Linked DNA regions of Homo sapiens: all the other regions are linked to region 2. The links are chromatin contacts, found by Hi-C or POLR2A ChIA-PET in ENCODE. All regions are on one chromosome and are shown on one strand. Each heading gives the region's core, a stretch centred on a gene start or an enhancer-like site at or near the end of the contact. The rest is flanking DNA. Distances are from core to core; before and after follow the strand shown.

What was found. Hi-C counts contacts between places; a loop is a spot of excess contacts on that map. ChIA-PET counts read pairs that join two places held with the same protein, here RNA polymerase II (POLR2A). Pooled maps may share reads with other maps.
Region 1: a loop to region 2 is called in a map of naive thymus-derived CD4-positive, alpha-beta T cell, with 3 times the contacts of the local background. The contact joins the promoter of AFG1L here to the promoter of ARMC2 in region 2. A Hi-C loop is called at or near these places in 1 of 168 maps with a recorded cell type or tissue (naive thymus-derived CD4-positive, alpha-beta T cell) and 8 of 50 pooled maps.
Region 3: a map of B cell shows a loop between it and region 2 (18-fold over the local background). The contact joins the promoter of OSTM1 here to the promoter of ARMC2 in region 2. A Hi-C loop is called at or near these places in 3 of 168 maps with a recorded cell type or tissue (B cell, CD4-positive, alpha-beta T cell and naive thymus-derived CD4-positive, alpha-beta T cell) and 10 of 50 pooled maps. POLR2A ChIA-PET finds 5 or more read pairs at or near these places in 1 of 52 experiments (HCT116).

What each region holds. Positions count from the first base shown.
Region 1 is chr6:108,293,672-108,296,371 of GRCh38, reverse strand. AFG1L (AFG1 like ATPase) reads right to left here and starts at 1,318. Exons shown (of 13, transcript NM_145315.5): 1 at 1,154-1,318. The coding sequence starts at 1,292. RefSeq lists an enhancer at 977-1,466.
Region 2 is chr6:108,847,119-108,849,859 of GRCh38, reverse strand. ARMC2 (armadillo repeat containing 2) reads right to left here and starts at 1,438. Exons shown (of 18, transcript NM_032131.6): 1 at 1,314-1,438. RefSeq lists a silencer at 1,081-1,180.
Region 3 is chr6:108,073,299-108,075,998 of GRCh38, reverse strand. It overlaps OSTM1 (osteoclastogenesis associated transmembrane protein 1), which reads left to right and starts at 1,258. Exons shown (of 6, transcript NM_014028.4): 1 at 1,258-1,749. The coding sequence starts at 1,348. RefSeq lists a silencer at 1,048-1,487.

The DNA of each region.
Region 1 (2,700 bases), core at 69-2,568, 550 kb after region 2:
TGACTACCAAAAATGAAAAATAAAATTTATATTATAATCCACAGCTTACACTACCAGAATATTCCATTATATCTTTATTTATTTATTTACTTTTAACGACTACTCCAGCAGATCAGGGCTACCCCCAGGCAGTGTGTGGAGCCTATTCCATTATACTAAATGCATTATGCTAATCTTTGCAGAAAGACGTAAGGTGACCTAATCAAAGTTCTAGTATTAATTTCAACTGCATTGATGATAAGGGTCAAAGATTGTCATATTTTTAGCTAAATTAATAAATAATCTATTAAGGTATATACCTTATTAAGGTCTATCAATCTATTAAGGTATATTACAGGGGTTGCTTGGATTTGAGAAAAAGGAAAACGAGTATGTGGATGAGGGAGACAAGGAGAATAATTTCATTCATTCATTCACTCAAAAATCATATTTGCACGTCAAGTACCAATCATTGCGCTAAGTGCTTAGGAAACAATGACACAATGTCCTTGCCTTTGAAAATCGTGCAGTTTAGTGCGAATACATGAATAGAGCAGTAAAACTGGCACTCTTGGTTACTCAGAATATACATTCATTCATTCATTCATGAACATATAACTGAATGAAGGAAGCCAGGGAGAAAGAAAGCCCGGTGACAAAATAATTCCACTGAAGCCCCTAGTGACTTGAAAAGAACACCAAGAATCGATCCCTCAATCTGAGAATGTGTGTGGACCTTCCTTCCTAGAATCACGAGAGACATCAGGGCCTGCAGAGGTCCCAGGCGCGGCTCTTCCTCCAGTGCCCGTCAGTCACCAGCCCCGAGAGCTTGGAAAACGCAGAGGGTAGGGGTCCCCAGGCCCCAACCCCACACCTGCATCTCTTCAAGCCAGGCACTCCCACTAGGTTCAGCTCTCTAAACGTCCCGGAAGGAACAAACTCTGAGTCAACCTCTGACCCTCAAAATGAAAGTCACTCAGGGTCATTTCCCTCAGTGCTCAGGGCTCATTCACAGACAGTATAAAAGGTCAAGAGAAATGGAAACTCCTCTCGAGGAGCCCTCAGCTTCGTGAAAGCAGGAGACACCTGGGGTAGATCGGACAGGGAGGGTAATCCCAGAGGCTTCTCCAGTCATATGCAGTCGGCTCGGACTACTCATGGCACAGTCACTGACCTTTCCAAAAGGGCTTCCCAGGGGCGGTGGCCAGAGGAGCGAGAGCGGCGGCCCAGGCCCCGCACCCAACACATCTCCCTCTCAGCGGGCTCTGTGCTAAGGGGCGCAGGGTAACCAAGAGCGACCAGGAGGCCGCCATCTTGAACTCCGTACGAGGAGAGGAAGAGGAAAACTTTATTGGAACCCAGAAGAGAGACGGTGGCAAAGTCAAACCCCGCCGTGCACGCTGAAGGCTCCACCCGAGAGAACCAAGGGATCAGTTAGGGAACGTGACCTCCAGTAGCCACATGGGCGGGCTGCACTCCCGTGCCCTCCCGTCCTTCCGGACGCTGCCAGCCGGGACTACGACTCCCAGCATGCAGTGGGGTGGGGCGGGGTGGAACGGAACAGGCAGCTCCAGTCTGGGCAGTGGGAGGGAGGGCGATTCTCCGCCCGGCGCTGGCGGCCGGCCGAGGAACCCGAAGTTTTCAAGGAATTGGGAAGTGATTATGACGGGTAGGCAGGTAACCACTCTTGAGCCTTTTAAGTTAGCTCACATGACCGAGATTCCGAAACCTGAATAAAATGGAGGTGACCCAATGGGCCCTCGGGTTTTAACGGAAGAGTGGTGTCACTTCGTCACACCTCCCTAAATGGTAGGCCCATTTTTTATTTTATCTCCAGCGTCCAACTCATCTTTGACGAGTACCTGAAATGTGCGCCTACCGCTTTCCCTTTTCGTATTTGAATAATATAAATGGTACGCACTCAAATGTTTTGAAAGATTGTATAAGTGGCATGGGAAAGCCAAGGGCCTAAGAAGGACTGTCGGTGGACGGAGAAGTCATGGGACAGTGTATCCGAAGGGTAACTTCTCATTGATCTGCCCTAATTTGATTAAACAATAAATGCTTTGACATACTATAATAAGCGAATTAGGAGTACAAATTGCTGTCCAGAAGAGGCTGGCAATCCAGTAAGCGAGATGAATTCCAGAAAAGATAATACAGGCCGGGCTAGGTGGCTCATGCCTGGGAGGCCCAGGCAGGAGAATCGCTTGAGCCCGGGAGTTTGAGACCAGTCTGGGCAACATAGCGAGATCCTGTCTCTGCAAAAAATACAAAACTGGGCATGGTGGCCTGTGCCCTGTAGTCCTAGTTACTAGGGAGGCCGAGGTGGGGGTTGCGTCCAGGAGGTGGAGGCTGTAGTGAGCTGGGATTGTGCCACTGCACTCCTGCCTGGGAGACAGAGTGAGTCCCTGTCTCAAAAAAACAAAAAAAAAACAAAAAAAAAAAAAAAAAGAGAAGGCCCGGCGCGGTGGCTCACGCCTGTAATCCTAGCACTTTAGGAGGCTGAGGCAGGCGTATCACCTGAGGTCAGGAGTTCAAGACCAGCCTAGCCAACATGGTGAAACCCTGTCTCTACTAAAATACAAAAATTAGCCGGCATGATGGCAGGTGCCTATAATCCCAGCTACTTGGGAGGCGGAGGCAGGGAGAATCGCTTGAATCCGGGAGAGGGTGGCTGCAGTGAGTCGAGATCGTGCCACTGCACTCCAGCCTGGGCAG
Region 2 (2,741 bases), core at 189-2,688:
CAGCCATGTGACCTTAGGCAATGCCTCTAATATCTCTAAGCATCAGTTTCCTCATCTATAAAAGGTGGATAGTAATAATAATTGCCCCATAGGATTGTTTGAAGAATTAAATGATATAATACATGTAAAGTGCGTTAGCACAGTGCTTTAAAAATGTTAACATTTTAAAATATGGCCCTTAAAGATGTTAACAATTATTGCCCAAGTGCTACATGATAAAAGGATACAGCAAAATCATTTCCACGAATGAAAAACTACATTTAAAAAAAGAAATTGCAAAAGAGAGAATGACGTTTGTTCAGTGTTTCTATACATAAGTTTTTTTTTATTATTATACTTTAAGTTCTAGGGTACATGTGCACAATGTACAGGTTTGATACATAGGTATACATGTGCCATGTTGGTTTGCTGCACCCATCAACTCGTCATTTACATTACGTACTTCTCCTTTTAAAAGGTGGGTGGTGGTACTTGCCTTTATGAAAACAGATAATTTTTATTAAGCATTTTATTGAATATCAGCTATGCCAAATCAACATCAACAACCAGAATCCCATAGATTAAGAAACCAGGATAAATATAATAAATGGTGCTTGCTTTTCAACCAAATTAAAGTATAATTATTATAAATCAGGGTGGGACGTAAGATCTGTTGTGTTACTTGTGGGAATGGATCACAAAAGGCATTATGTATACACTCCATGATTTTAAAGTATGTTAAATATTGTTACACATACGTTTTTATTTATTGAGGCCCTGTTGCCTGGAAGTGCCCAGATATAAACTGTATGACTCTGGCCCGGTCACCGCCTGCCTAGACAAAGCCCCTTAGTCTACCACTCTCATTCAACAAATATTACTGGGCTTCTTATTAAGCACCACGCACTTGGCTAAGTGCGACAGTACATAAATAAAAGACAACCGCTCCGGACCCCTGACAGCATGCACAGGGCACTCATCGTCTCTCTACCCCATCCGAGGACACACAGGCGGACGACGGCAGGAAGGGTCCCTGGGGAGCCGCTGGGGACACCTCACCTCCCGCTCGGACAGCGGCTCCCCCACCCACGGCAGTGCCCGCTCCTCCACGGTCCCGGCCAGGGCAGGGCGCAGCAGCATCCTCACCCCGCCCGGCCACCCTCCCACTTCGCCCCGCAGCCAGCGTCTCCATGGTAACCGTACACAAACTACCTCCCGCCGCCGCCCCGGCAGCCAGACCGCAGGGCCAGGCCGCTGCAGGGCGGGAGAGGCGGGCCGGGGAATGAGCTTGGCGAGGGCTCAGGGAAGGAGGCTTCCGACCTGACCCAAAGCACCTGTGATGAGCACTGGAGATAGCAGCGGCTGCGAGGTTCAATTCATCCTCCGGCTCTCCCCGGGTAGCGGCCAGGGATGCAGCGCTGGCGCGGGCGGGGTAACCCCACGACGCCGCTCGGCCACTGGGCCTGCGCGGGTCCCGCCAACGCATGCGTAGAAGCTCCGAGGCGTGGCGACGGCCGGAGCGGGTGGGAGGAGCCTGGAGAGGGCTGTAGGCCGGGAGGTCAGATCAGAGCAGGCGTCGTGGGCGGGTGTCCGCTTTTCGTTTAGCAATTTGCCGAACCACATTTGTTGCTCCCCTGCCGGATCCCAGCACCTCTGTTAAATAACAGCAGGCAGGACGGAAGCTTAATGCTTGTGGGTAAGAAGGATTTACTGGCTCAGGTTAGGGCTCTGTATAACCTGGAGCCACTTGCTGAGCTTCTGTTTCCTCCGATGTCAAGTGGCAGGAAATATTAATAATAGTACCTAGGTAGGTCTTGGGCTGTTATGAAGACTGCATGAGAAAATAGATGTAAAGCGCTATGCACGTGGCAATCAACGAATATTAAACTGTTGGCTGTTATTAAGCCCTTGCATTTGTACAGCCCTTCAGTTCGCAGAGTGTATGCACGTAATCGTACCTTCTGAGTCTGAGGTAGGCAGCCTGGCGTCCCCATCCACAGGAGAGGAACTGGGGGCCTGAGGTGTAGTGAGCAGGAGAAGGAGATTCCAGTCTAGGTCTCCCGTGGCCAATCGTTTTTTGTTCGTGCATCATCACAGTTGAACGGCAAAAAGCACTCCATTTATGTGTTTCTAGTTTAAATTCCCTTTTCTCCTGTTAGACCATTTAGCAACACTGTACAGTGTTAAATAAAAGTGAGATCATAAGCACTCTCCATTCAGGTTTGCACCACGTTTTATAAATATGGAGATTTTCCAGCTGAAGTGCTATTTGTCATCAACACTGGGAAAATGCCACTTCCCTTGGTGCTAAGCATCTTGTAAAGAATAATTAAATTGAAAATATTTTTGAGCACATACTATGTGTAAGGCATCGTGCCAGGTGGGAAATTATACTAACCTGAACTAAAGGAATGTAAATATTCTTCAAAATACTCAAGAGGATTTCAAACATAACAGAAAATAAATACCTATTCGTTGATTGGATAATTTTAGGACCCGAAACAGCCCTGGATTTTTCTGCTCATTCTTAGATAACTGACAGTCTTGTTGTAACTAAATCTCAACCACAGCTTCATTTCAAAACTATAATGTTGGGTGCAAGATATAAACAAATGCATCAAACTTCAAAAAGTCTTCCTCCCCCATTCCAGCCCCAGGCTTAAGGTCTCTAGCTGGCCTTCCCTGAAGGGGTGCACTAGGCTTAGGCTTGTCCCCGACCCCCACCCGCCCCTCTATTCACTAGAGGTTGTTTAAGGCCCAGC
Region 3 (2,700 bases), core at 9-2,508, 770 kb after region 2:
GTCAGATACTTGTCAGAAAACTGTTTTCCAGGTTATGAGCTTAAATTCTTTTTACAGACTGGCAACGGTATCAGGACGCTTTTTAGAGTGTCCCCTGCTATTGCCTCGGGCATGTCAGAAACTGGATAGGAGTTTCAAGTTGAGCAGTTTGTCCAGGATTTCCTGGGCTTTAGCACTGAACGCGCTGCGTCCCTGGTACCCCTTCAGTTCCAAGCAAACCTGCTTGTTGGCCACTGTAGGACCAGACTTACGTCAAGTACAGTTGCCACTACACAGATGTGGCTACTTACATTTAAGTTAAATACTTTTTACTTTTGAGATGGAGTCTCACTTTGTCGTGCAGGCTGGGGTACAGTGGCGCGATCTCGGCTCACTGCAGCCTCGACCTCCTGGCTCAAGCCATCCTCCCCGCTCAACCTAGGACTACAGGCTTGCGCCACCACGCCCAGCGGCTAATTTTTGTATTTTTAGTAGATACGGGGTTTCGCCATGTTGGCGAGGCTGGTCTCCAACTCCTGGCTTCAAGCGATCTGCCTGCCTCGGCCTCCCAAAGTGCTGGGATTACAGGCGTGAGCCACCGCGCCGGCCCTAAATTAAATTAAAAATTCAGTTCCTCAGCCGGCTCAACACCACACATGTGGCCAGTGGCTGCCTTAATAACGCAGATGTAGAATATTTCCCTCATCTCACAGAGTTCTGACAACGCTGAGGCAGACAGTTGAGAGTTTTTTTAAAAACAAAAACAAAAAGCTTGGAAACCGCTAGTCTCCACCACCTATAATAACCAACGGGCATTATTACTCTCTCCAAATGGGATGAGGAAAAAACTACGCTAAGGAACACCATGCAGAAAATCTGCCGAGGCACAGGCCAGCGGGGTTTCTCTGCGAACGCAGCCGACGGCCATTTCCACAGCGGAGGCCGTCGTCGGTCCAGCGAGGTAAGAAACTTGTAGGACGCCCGGAACTCCCAGAGGGTTGGGCGTTCAAGGGTCAGGACCCCCGAGATGCAATTGTCCAAAGCGGTGGGTGCTCGTGGTCACCGGCTGGCGAGCCTCGGCTACGGATACCCCAATGCACCACTCCGCCCCGCCCCGCGCCTAACGCCGGCTGGAGAGCGCGCGGCCGCAGGGTAGGCGCCCTCCCGCACGCGCGAAGGCCTGCGGCCCGGAGGCAGCCGGCAGCCAATGGGGCGGGGCGCCGCGCGCAGGGGGCGGGGCCGTGACGCGCCCTCCTCGTGACCCGGCTCTCGGCCTGCGCTCGCGGAAACCGGAAGCGGCGGCTGTCCGCGGTGCCGGCTGGGGGCGGAGAGGCGGCGGTGGGCTCCCTGGGGTGTGTGAGCCCGGTGATGGAGCCGGGCCCGACAGCCGCGCAGCGGAGGTGTTCGTTGCCGCCGTGGCTGCCGCTGGGGCTGCTGCTGTGGTCGGGGCTGGCCCTGGGCGCGCTCCCCTTCGGCAGCAGTCCGCACAGGGTCTTCCACGACCTCCTGTCGGAGCAGCAGTTGCTGGAGGTGGAGGACTTGTCCCTGTCCCTCCTGCAGGGTGGAGGGCTGGGGCCTCTGTCGCTGCCCCCGGACCTGCCGGATCTGGATCCTGAGTGCCGGGAGCTCCTGCTGGACTTCGCCAACAGCAGCGCAGAGCTGACAGGGTGTCTGGTGCGCAGCGCCCGGCCCGTGCGCCTCTGTCAGACCTGCTACCCCCTCTTCCAACAGGTCGTCAGCAAGATGGACAACATCAGCCGAGCCGCGGGGGTGGGTACAGGACCACGTCCGGGACTGTGGCTCAGGAGAGTTGGGAAAGGAGGAGGGTGTAATGATGGTCAGCGCTGGGGGCCTCAGTTTCCCCAACAGTAAGAAAAAGGGGTTGGACTGAGTCTGTAGAGTTGGGTCATCAGAAAAAGGGGGTGGCATTATGGGGCTTGGGATTTGGGTTTTTGCTTCCAAGAATGCTGTTGGACATCTTTGGTTCATATAGGTGTGATTGGTTTTCTTGGGGGTCCTGATTCCCCAACCCTCTTGCTCTTCCTCCACCCACTCCACCACGGCTTCTTCTCATCTTCACCTGGAGTTGCCAGGAAGGATCCTTTTCTGAAACAAGTGGGGTGGAGACACTGGTAGTGGTTAGAAATTTGAGCTTTGTAGCCAGAAATGTTCATGTCCACCAACTTCTAACTATGTAACCTTGGATTAATTATCTTCTCAGAACCTTAGTTTCCTCCTCTATAAAGTGGAAAGAACATCTGCCTAATGCGGCTGTTGGAAGAATTAAAAGAGATATTGCCTGTGACTTCATCTTAGTGATGTGAACAGTCTGGAGCTAGCTAGCGGCCAGGACTCCAGTTCCACTCTGCTTATTAGCGGTATACTATGGGCAAGTTACTTACATTCTCTGTGCCTGTTTACTAATCTGTAAAATGGGGATAAAAGGAGGTTTTAGAAAACAACACATAGTAATACCTCTAAGTAAATGGGAGGTAAATTTTTAAGAAATTGTAAGACTGCTCTTCATTCTTCATACCTTAAGGGTTCTCTAGGTGTGTGGTAGCTGCTGTGAGGCACTTAATTTTAAAAAGAAAAACAGACAATTCCTGCTCCTAAGTACTTTATAAAGTTTAGACTAGGAAAAGATTAGAGTGTCAGGGTTGGTGGGAGTCACGAGGTGTGGGCCGGATATGCTTGGTAAAGGAAAAACATGAGGAATAA